Regions from separate parts of the Homo sapiens genome. Here all the other regions are linked to region 2. A link is a contact called in ENCODE Hi-C or POLR2A ChIA-PET data. All regions are on one chromosome and are shown on one strand. Each heading gives the region's core, a stretch centred on a gene start or an enhancer-like site at or near the end of the contact. The rest is flanking DNA. Distances are from core to core; before and after follow the strand shown.

Region 1 (2,869 bases), core at 60-2,559, 68 kb after region 2:
CTGATATCAGAAACAGTGTTTTTTCTTCTATTTTCTTTTTTCTTTTTTTAATTATCAGAACTAATTATATATAGTGTTAAAAACTATGCAAAGTTATCTCTAAAACTGGATGGAAACATCCAACACCAGCAATTAAGCCTGGAGCGCTTCAATTAGCGCTCACATTTCTTTTGAAAGAAATGTTTTAGTAAGATGAATGTTTAAATAAAAAGCCTAATTCGTGAACCCATATTATAGATGTTTACAGTTTATTAGCACAGTTAGTGAAGGTAAAACACTTTAACCTTTTAACTATAGCTTGCCAAAATAAATATGTAGTTGAGTGTTGATAAAATGAAGTTGGTGGAATGAAAACTCTTCTTCTCTGATACAGTAGTTTAAATTCTTCTGTACCATGCTCATAAAGCTTAGTTCAGCTTTTTTTTTGTTTTGTTTTTTGAGATGGAGTTTCGCTCTTGTTGCCCAGGCCAGAGTGCGATGGCGTGATCTTGGCTCACTGCAACCTCTGTCCCGCCAGGTTCAAGCGATTCTCTTGCCTCAGCCTCCCAAGTAGCTGGGATTACAGGTGCCTGCCACCATGCCCAGCTAATTTTGTATTTTTAGTAGAGAAGGGGTTTCACCATGTTGGTCAGGCTGGTCTTGAACTCCTGACCTCAGGTGATCTGCCTGCCTCAGCCTTCTAAACTGCTGGGATTACAGGCAGGAGCCACTGTGCCCAGCCCGAGTTCAGCATTTAAAAGTCGCTGATACGTAGCTATTTCTGGATTATGATACTGGTTCCTTTAGAAATTTGACTCTCTTTTTAGCAGAATTATTTTACTAGAAGTATGTTCAACACTGGCTGATACTGAAGTGGCGAAATTTATGTTTGGCCAGTCTGGGAGAGCCAAAAATTACTTGATTGGATCAGGCTGGTAGATTGTAGCAATGTGGCTTGTGGGTGAGGATAGTATAAAGTAGTTGTGGATGGCAAAGTTTGGGGTGAGGAAGGAAAGAAGAGTAGACATTAGAAGAAAAAAAATTCAGAGCACAAAATAAAAGTAAAACCACACCTCCATTTTAGTTCAGTTTGATAGAAACGGCTTGTTGGTAGTTGCCGAGTATTATTAATGCCATCAGGAATAAAATGTGTTAGCTGTCCTAGTAGTCTGGGTTTTGGAAATTACCAGTTCGTGAGTACTGTAAAGAAAGGAGAATTTAGAGTTTTTCATCCATCTTTGCCAAGGTTCCTTTTACATAATTCTTTGATGCACCAGCCATTGTGAAATTCTCCAGAATTGTGGGCAAAGTTAGCCTCAGGAAAAGGAGAGAGAGTTTTGTTGAATAGTGTAGACAAATGCCAGTGGGCAGGAAGCTATGTGGGCATATACTCCCCATTGTGGTTAGGACAAAGGTAGTGTGTGGAAAATGAATCAGTTAGGACAAAGGGAGTGTGGAGAAAGTAAATATAAGAGGCAGTTTCTTGGAATTTGATTCTGATCCTAGAAATGTGAGTTAGAACTGATCAGTGTATAAGAGAAGTGTACTTATTCAAGGGCTCTTGAACAGTAAATATTAATACATAAATGCACTGTACATTTTGCTTATAAAGCTTTTGCAATATGATAAAATTGAAAGTGCTTTTTGCTTTCATTTCTAAGGTACATCCAGGTTATGGATTCCTTTCAGAAAACAAAGAATTTGCCAGATGTTTGGTAAGTTGGTAATGAACCAGAAACTGTTCATTTCTTTTTCAGAAAGCAGTGTGGTAGCATGGCTTTGTAAATGTGGGTAGTGATGGATTATAGAATTTTAATTAACCCAGCAGTTCTTTGAAAATTGTGACAAGTGAAGTGGTTTTAGTCTGAAACTCAACTGTTTATTTGAAGAGTAATTATAAAAACAGAAAAGTTTACAAAATCACCATTACACTGAATGAATGATACCTGGTTTATTATATACTGCATGATATTTGAATTAAAGTTAAAAACTTCAGATTTTTAACTGTAAATATGTTAGGGAGTTTAGTGAGTTATTGTAGTGATTTAATTATTTTGTGGCATTTAATATCAAATCTTACCAATGCCTCTATTTTGGGTGAAGTTGTTTTTAATGATCTAAATGTCCCCTTCCAGCTAGGTGAATTAACGTATGTTTGTTATTAAATTGATTTTTCCAGGTATATTTATAACTTCATTCAAGATGGTACTGAAACCTTATTTTTTAGGTACTAGAATATGATTTTGATTAATGTTTGTACATATGTTTGTTATTAGATCAATTATGCCAGGTACTATCTTAATTTATTCTAATATGTTATACTTGTTTCTGTGGCATACAGTCATGTGTTGCTTAACAGCGTGAATACATTCTGAGAAATGCATCATTAGGCGAGTTCATCCTTGTGTGAACATCACAGAGTCTACTTACAGAAATCTACATGGTAGAGTCTCCCACACACTTAGGCTAAGTGTGTTATAGCCTATTGCTCCTAGGCTACAAACCTATACGTGTTGCTGTACTGGATCCTGTAGGCTGTTGTAATACAGTGGTAGATATTTGTGTATCTAAACATGTAAACAGGGAAGATACAGTTAAAAATACAGTATTAGAATCTATGGAACCACTGTCATACGTGTGGTGCCTCATTGAAATATTCTGTGGAGCATAACTGTACTCGTATTCTGTTCTTCCACGGATTGGAAATTATTTGTGAATGTTGTTATTTTCTAGATGGAATTTCCACTTAAAATCTATAACTTTAACTTGAAACAATTATTAAGATCACAGAATTGTCTATTTGAACCACCTTGCTTTGTGGGTCCAAAACTAAGGCCTAAAGAGATATCCTGAGGGGGCAAATTACATGGACACATCCAGAGGTTCCAGT
Region 2 (2,796 bases), core at 263-2,762:
CAAAAGTCCCTACTTACATTCTAAAATTCCATTAAATGTCACCTTTCTGATATCCCCATTTTATTTCTCTCTCTTTGGGCATTTACCATGCTGTAGTGTACTCTAGGCCATTCCTAGCTTTGTAACTCTCTCAAGGTGACTCTGCAGGAGATGCAAAGTAGTTAAGAGGAGAACCCCCAATACTGATGTGTTTATAGGTGAGGTGGTCTGATGTCTTAGATTTGCTTTAAAATATTCCTGCACAAAATAAAAAGGGGAATAGATGAAACAAGATTGACAAAATGTTGATTCATTGACGCGGTGTAATGGGTATCTGGGTGATCATAGTACAATTTTATCTCTTTTGTATATATTTTAAAATTTCCATAATATAGCAAAACATGAGCCCAGTCCCTCAAGGCAGCCAGATTTGGGTTCAAACCCTAGTTTGACCTTTTACTCGCTGAGTGACTTTACCCTGCTACAGCTTCAGTTTCTCCAAATGGAAATAATATATACTCCATTAAGGTTCTTGTAAACTCTCAAGTAAGAGGGAATCTGAGGCTCTAGCACACGGCCCGGCCCTTAATAGTTGTACTAATTTTTATTTTATTTTTCGAAACGGAGTTTGCTCTGTCACCCAGGCTGGAGTGTAGTGGCATGATCCGGCTCACTGCAACCTCCACCTCCAGGGTTCAAGCAATTCTCCTGCCTCAGCCTCCTCCCGAGTAACTGGGATTACAGGAGTGCGCCACCACGCCCAGCTAATTTTTGTATTTTTTAGTAGAGACGGGGTTTCGGCATGTTGTCCAGGCTGGTCTCCAACTCCTGACCTCAGGTTATCCTCCCGCCTCGGCCTCCCAGAGTGCTGGGATTACAGGCGTGAGCCACTGCGCCTGGCCAGTAGTTGTACTAACAAGGGTTTCTGCTTGCGAGCAACAAAGACTGACTCTAGTTGTGGCTAATTTCTTTCACACACACATATTAAGTGCCAGAGGTAGGACTTGAGCTCGGATCTCTGATTTCCAGACCTAGAACTTTTTATGTGTTATTACAGTCGTTAAAAACCTTACCTGGATTTGTGCTTTGCAATTTACGCTTTCGAACATGCAGGAATGTAGTTTGGGCATTTGTCTGGAACTTCGGATTCTCGGGACTCCAGGGTGGCCAAGGCGCGGAGGTGACTCAATGACATTGACCGGCCTGGATGCACGTGGGTTGCTGAGCCGATGCTGGGAAGGTACGGGGTTTGCCCGGTGCAGGCCGCCGGAACTCACGCACGCCCCTGTCTCTCTCACTCCTGGGGTCGGCTCTGGCCGGTGGCCTCCAGCTCAGCTAGCGGCCGGACGCGCAGCCCGCCGACTAGCCCTCCAGGTCCTAGCGCGACTCCCGGATCCCGGATCCGGCGGATCTGGCCGACCACTCACCCTCCCCTTTCCGCAAGTTAGGGGGCGGGGCATCGGGTTTCTGGCTCGTGATTTGCCGGAGCTCCTGCGCTCCCCTTCTCCACCCCCTCCGGCTGTGTGAGAGGTCAGCAGAGGGGCGGTCTGCGGGGACAACAATGGCGGGGTTCTGGGTCGGGACAGCACCGCTGGTCGCTGCCGGACGGCGTGGGCGGTGGCCGCCGCAGCAGCTGATGCTGAGCGCGGCGCTGCGGACCCTGAAGGTGAGGAGCAACGGGGCCTCGCGGGTCCGGGCTTCACTGGGCTTCTAGCCGTGCCGCCTCTGGGCGGCTGGCGCCGGGAGAGCGCTGGCTGGGTCCGGCTGCCCCCGCGCCCCGGTTCCGCATCAGCTACACCGCTTGCTTTCCTCCCTCCCGGAGTTCGCGTGGCAGCGGGCTCAGGAGGCATCCCTCGTTGCAGCTGTTCCTCGCGGGGATCCTGCGGAGCAGAGAGGCCTAGGGCAGAGGCAGTTGGGTGCCCGCACGCCCTCCGAGGCGGCTGATGGCTTTGGGCAGGCATATTGCTCGAGGTCTGCTTCCAGGGCCCCGCGGCATTGGCTTTGTCTTAAGCTTTCCAGGGTGTCTTTTTAGGTGTCCTTATAGTTTCCGTGTTCTGTTGCCTCTTTCCAGCATTTTTGAAGGGACACTGTGAACTGTTGCTTAAGTAGTGTTAGGGTTGTGAGTTTGTCTTATCTTTTAAAGTATTATACCATGTCAGGACTGCCAATAGATTTTACGTTTCATTTGAAAGCCTGTTTTAATTGTATGACACCCCAGTCTACTGTGTACCAAATGCATCCCGTGAACTTACTTTCCTTTTCGGTATAGTGGTGAGCCTGATTTTGGCACTGTTCTAAACACATTTCATGACTGTTCTGTATACCTAGGCTGTCATGATGGCAGATTGACAAACAGGTTGGAGTGCTTGTGTGTGCTTCTGAGCTCTGTCTCCAGTCAATGTCGAGTCTGTCGTTAATTCTGGGGCACAGACCACCTAACCTACTTTATAAGGTTTGTTGAGGCACTTGAACACATTCTTTAAAATGAAGGTCCCCTGAAAACCATCTGTCAGCTGGTTCAGTGTGCTTGTTAAACTTCCTTTTAAAAAATAATTATTAAAACATTGCCACATAACTTGATTTATAGTCATTTAATTTTAGACGTTGAAGACACTTTAGAGACGACCTGCCCCATCCTACTCTTTAAAGAGGAGGGAACCGAGCCCCAGGTGGGCAGTATGAGAGCTGGAGCTTATCGACATGGAAGTGAGTGGCACCTATGTTTGTTTTGTGTCCAATTCAGCGTGCGGACTTTCACTGTTTTCTGTGTTCCCATACAGTTTAGTGTTCTTTAATCTTTATCATTCTGTTCATCTG
Region 3 (2,779 bases), core at 197-2,696, 120 kb after region 2:
TGTCTATTTCTCTGAGGTGTCAGTGATCTGTTCACGTTTCCTGGAAATTGTTGATATCCTGTTGTCTTCATCCATGTTATCTCCTGTGTTTAGCTCAGAGCCTGGCACAGAATTGGTATTCAGGAAATATGGATATTTGTGTTATACTAGGCATTATGCTGCAGGCTATTGAGAACACAGAGATTTATAAGGTGTTTACGGGTGACCTTACTGGCTAGATTAGGTGGTGTAGGACGTTATATACAAATACAGTGTCATAGAGTGACTTTTCCGAGGCACACTGTTTACCCAGAAGGAGTTCTTCAGTGCTTTTGGTTGTTTTCATTTGACTTTGTTGCATGCATCTATCCACACATGTACTATATGCAATATAGTATTTTAATGTGTTGGCTCAAAAACTGTTGTTTCTGCAATAAAAATAATTAGAAAATACACATATGGGCTTTTCTTTTATAAAATTGTGACTCCACATCATGCTCCGTAATGTTCTTGTTATAAATTTTGACTTGTTTTTCTCCACAGGCAGCAGAAGATGTCGTTTTCATTGGACCTGACACACATGCTATTCAAGCCATGGGCGACAAGATTGAAAGCAAATTATTAGCTAAGAAAGCAGAGGTTAATACAATCCCTGGCTTTGATGGAGTAGTCAAGGTGAGAAGCTACTTTAACTTTTATTGTATATGTCTTCAAGTTAAACATTTTGTCAAAAGTATAAGATAAAATGTAACTATTGCTTTTTTGGGATATACACACACACACACACATATGCACGCACATACATACATGTATATATGTTTAAAAAATCAGTGTTTTTACATTTATTTATTTATTTATTTGAGATGGAGTCTTGCTCTTGTCGCCCAGGCTGGAGTGCAATGATGCAATCTCGGTTCACTGCAACCTCTGCCTCCTGGGTTCAAGCGATTCTCCTGCCTCAGCCTCCCGAGTAGCTGGGATTGCAGGTGCCTGCCACCATGCCCAGCTAATTTTTGTATTTTTAGTAGAGACAGGGTTTCACCATGTTGGCCAGGCTGGTCTCGAACTCCTGACCCCAGGTGATCTGCCTGCTTCATCCTCCCAAGGTGCTGGGATTACAGGCGTGAGTCACTGCATCCGGCCAGAAATCAGTGTTTTTAACTGGATTATTTTATTATTTTTAGAGATGGAGGTCTCACTCTGTTGCCCAGGCTGGAGTGCAGTGGTGCAGTCATAGCTCACTGTAACCTTGAACTCTTAGGCTCAAATGATCCTCTCGCCATGACTCAAGAATCCCTCCTTCTTTAGCCTCCCAAGTAGCTAGGACTGCAGACACACACCACCACACCTGACTAATTATTTTTATTTTGTAGAGATGAGGGTCTCACCGTGTTGCCCAGGCTGGTCTCAAACTCCTGGGCTGAAGTGATTCTCCCGCCTTGGCCTTCCCAAGTGTTGGGATTACAGATGTGAACCATTGTGCCTGGCCAACTTGGATTGTTTTAAATAGCATAAGTTAAAAAGAGTGAGAAACTGTTTGAGCATTGTATTTAATGAATCAGCAGTGACTCAGACTTTCATAGGAAAAAATTTGGTGATTAAAAAATGTACTGTCAGATCTCTGGACTGCATTTAATAGTGGTATGTGTTTCATGTGTTAAACATTAAGAGTTTCTCTGTATATCTTTATCTTGAGCTTCTCTCCATGTGCATAATATGTAAGTTAGGATCATGTTTCTGGTGAAAGTGGTATAGCTATAGGTAATTGTATATTGCAAACATTTAGCAAGGGCCTTCTGCAGCTGAAGGCTTCTGAGGGAGAAATGCAGAAATTGAAGTATGCAACTTCTCCTTTTCCCATGAGAAATTATTCTGTTTTTTTCTAGTTAGAAGAGAGTCCTCATGTAGAGTTTTAACCTTGCGATTTGACTTAGCCTGCAGGAACTCTTCATTTCAGCATTTCGTATTGTTACTTTTGGCATTCTGTGTTGGGTTGTTCTTCATTGTGCAAGATCATTTCATGCATTAGAGGACGATTAGAAAACTTGCCCCCTAGTTAATAAATATCCTCAGCTTCTTGCCCATATTTACCTGCATTTACTTTTATCTATGTGTATCCATGTTGTTTCTTCCCACTTGTTACAAGGAAGAGGTGTTCCACATCCTCTGGAAAGCCAGTTCCTCCTCCTACGCTCCAAATGTATTCTTTATAGCCTTCACAGGCTATGGTTTTACTGATTATCTTTTCTCTCTTCTGTGTCTTAAAATTCTCCTCATCTTTTAGCTCCTTTTGTTATCATTGCTATTAAAAATGCTCAGTGAACAAATGTGTTGGTCACTCAGTTATGTGGGAAGGATGTGGTGATGAGATACACATGATCTGCGTATCATAGTTCTCACAGTTTAGTGGGAAAGAAACAAACATTTCTTCCATTCGTAAAGCACCATCACCCCTATCACTCTACAGCTAGTTGCCACCTTCTTTCTCTCTTCCCCTTTCAGTGCCAAAGCTCTTAGAATTGTCCTTCCTCACTTTCATTTCTGTATCTTTCACTTAATCTTTTCTTGCCGTCTAGCTTCTTTCCTCATTCCTACTGAATTTCTCTTGCAAAGCTACCAGCAACCTCTTCCCTTTGTTAAATCAATATGTAATTTTGAATTCTGATCTTATATCAATCTTTGAGCAACATTTGAGTCTCTTGGTCAGTCCATACTTCTCTCATGAGATACTCACTTTTGGCACATTACTCAGTTCTAGTTTTTGTGTTTTTTGGCTTTTTTGAATGCCATTCTTAGATTC

Evidence for each region. Hi-C counts contacts between places; a loop is a spot of excess contacts on that map. ChIA-PET counts read pairs that join two places held with the same protein, here RNA polymerase II (POLR2A). Pooled maps may share reads with other maps.
Region 1: POLR2A ChIA-PET joins it to region 2 with 12 read pairs in MCF 10A. The contact joins the enhancer-like site here to the promoter of PCCA in region 2. A Hi-C loop is called at or near these places in 2 of 168 maps with a recorded cell type or tissue (K562 and heart right ventricle). POLR2A ChIA-PET finds 5 or more read pairs at or near these places in 6 of 52 experiments (Caco-2, IMR-90, MCF 10A and 2 more).
Region 3: a loop to region 2 is called in a map of PC-3, with 2.0 times the contacts of the local background. The contact joins the enhancer-like site here to the promoter of PCCA in region 2. A Hi-C loop is called at or near these places in 4 of 168 maps with a recorded cell type or tissue (IMR-90, PC-3 and naive thymus-derived CD4-positive, alpha-beta T cell), 1 of 37 single-sample maps with no recorded cell type and 13 of 50 pooled maps. POLR2A ChIA-PET finds 5 or more read pairs at or near these places in 2 of 52 experiments (AG04450 and MCF 10A).

The regions. Positions count from the first base shown.
Region 1 is chr13:100,155,647-100,158,515 of GRCh38, forward strand. PCCA (propionyl-CoA carboxylase subunit alpha) reads left to right here. Exons shown (of 24, transcript NM_000282.4): 6 at 1,641-1,694. Among named protein-coding and RNA genes, the nearest start is that of PCCA, 68 kb to the left of the region's middle. Within about 2 kb of position 1,310, at least 2 of the 41 ENCODE cell types and tissues checked have a DNase peak (open chromatin) inside an H3K27ac peak, as active enhancers do.
Region 2 is chr13:100,087,581-100,090,376 of GRCh38, forward strand. PCCA (propionyl-CoA carboxylase subunit alpha) reads left to right here and starts at 1,513. Exons shown (of 24, transcript NM_000282.4): 1 at 1,513-1,645. The coding sequence starts at 1,541. PCCA-DT (PCCA divergent transcript) reads right to left here and starts at 1,363. Exons shown (of 2, transcript NR_132422.1): 1 at 1,053-1,363. RefSeq lists enhancers at 1,043-1,092, 1,123-1,382 and a silencer at 1,663-1,842.
Region 3 is chr13:100,208,810-100,211,588 of GRCh38, forward strand. PCCA (propionyl-CoA carboxylase subunit alpha) reads left to right here. Exons shown (of 24, transcript NM_000282.4): 7 at 523-654. Among named protein-coding and RNA genes, the nearest start is that of PCCA, 120 kb to the left of the region's middle. Within about 2 kb of position 1,447, at least 2 of the 41 ENCODE cell types and tissues checked have a DNase peak (open chromatin) inside an H3K27ac peak, as active enhancers do.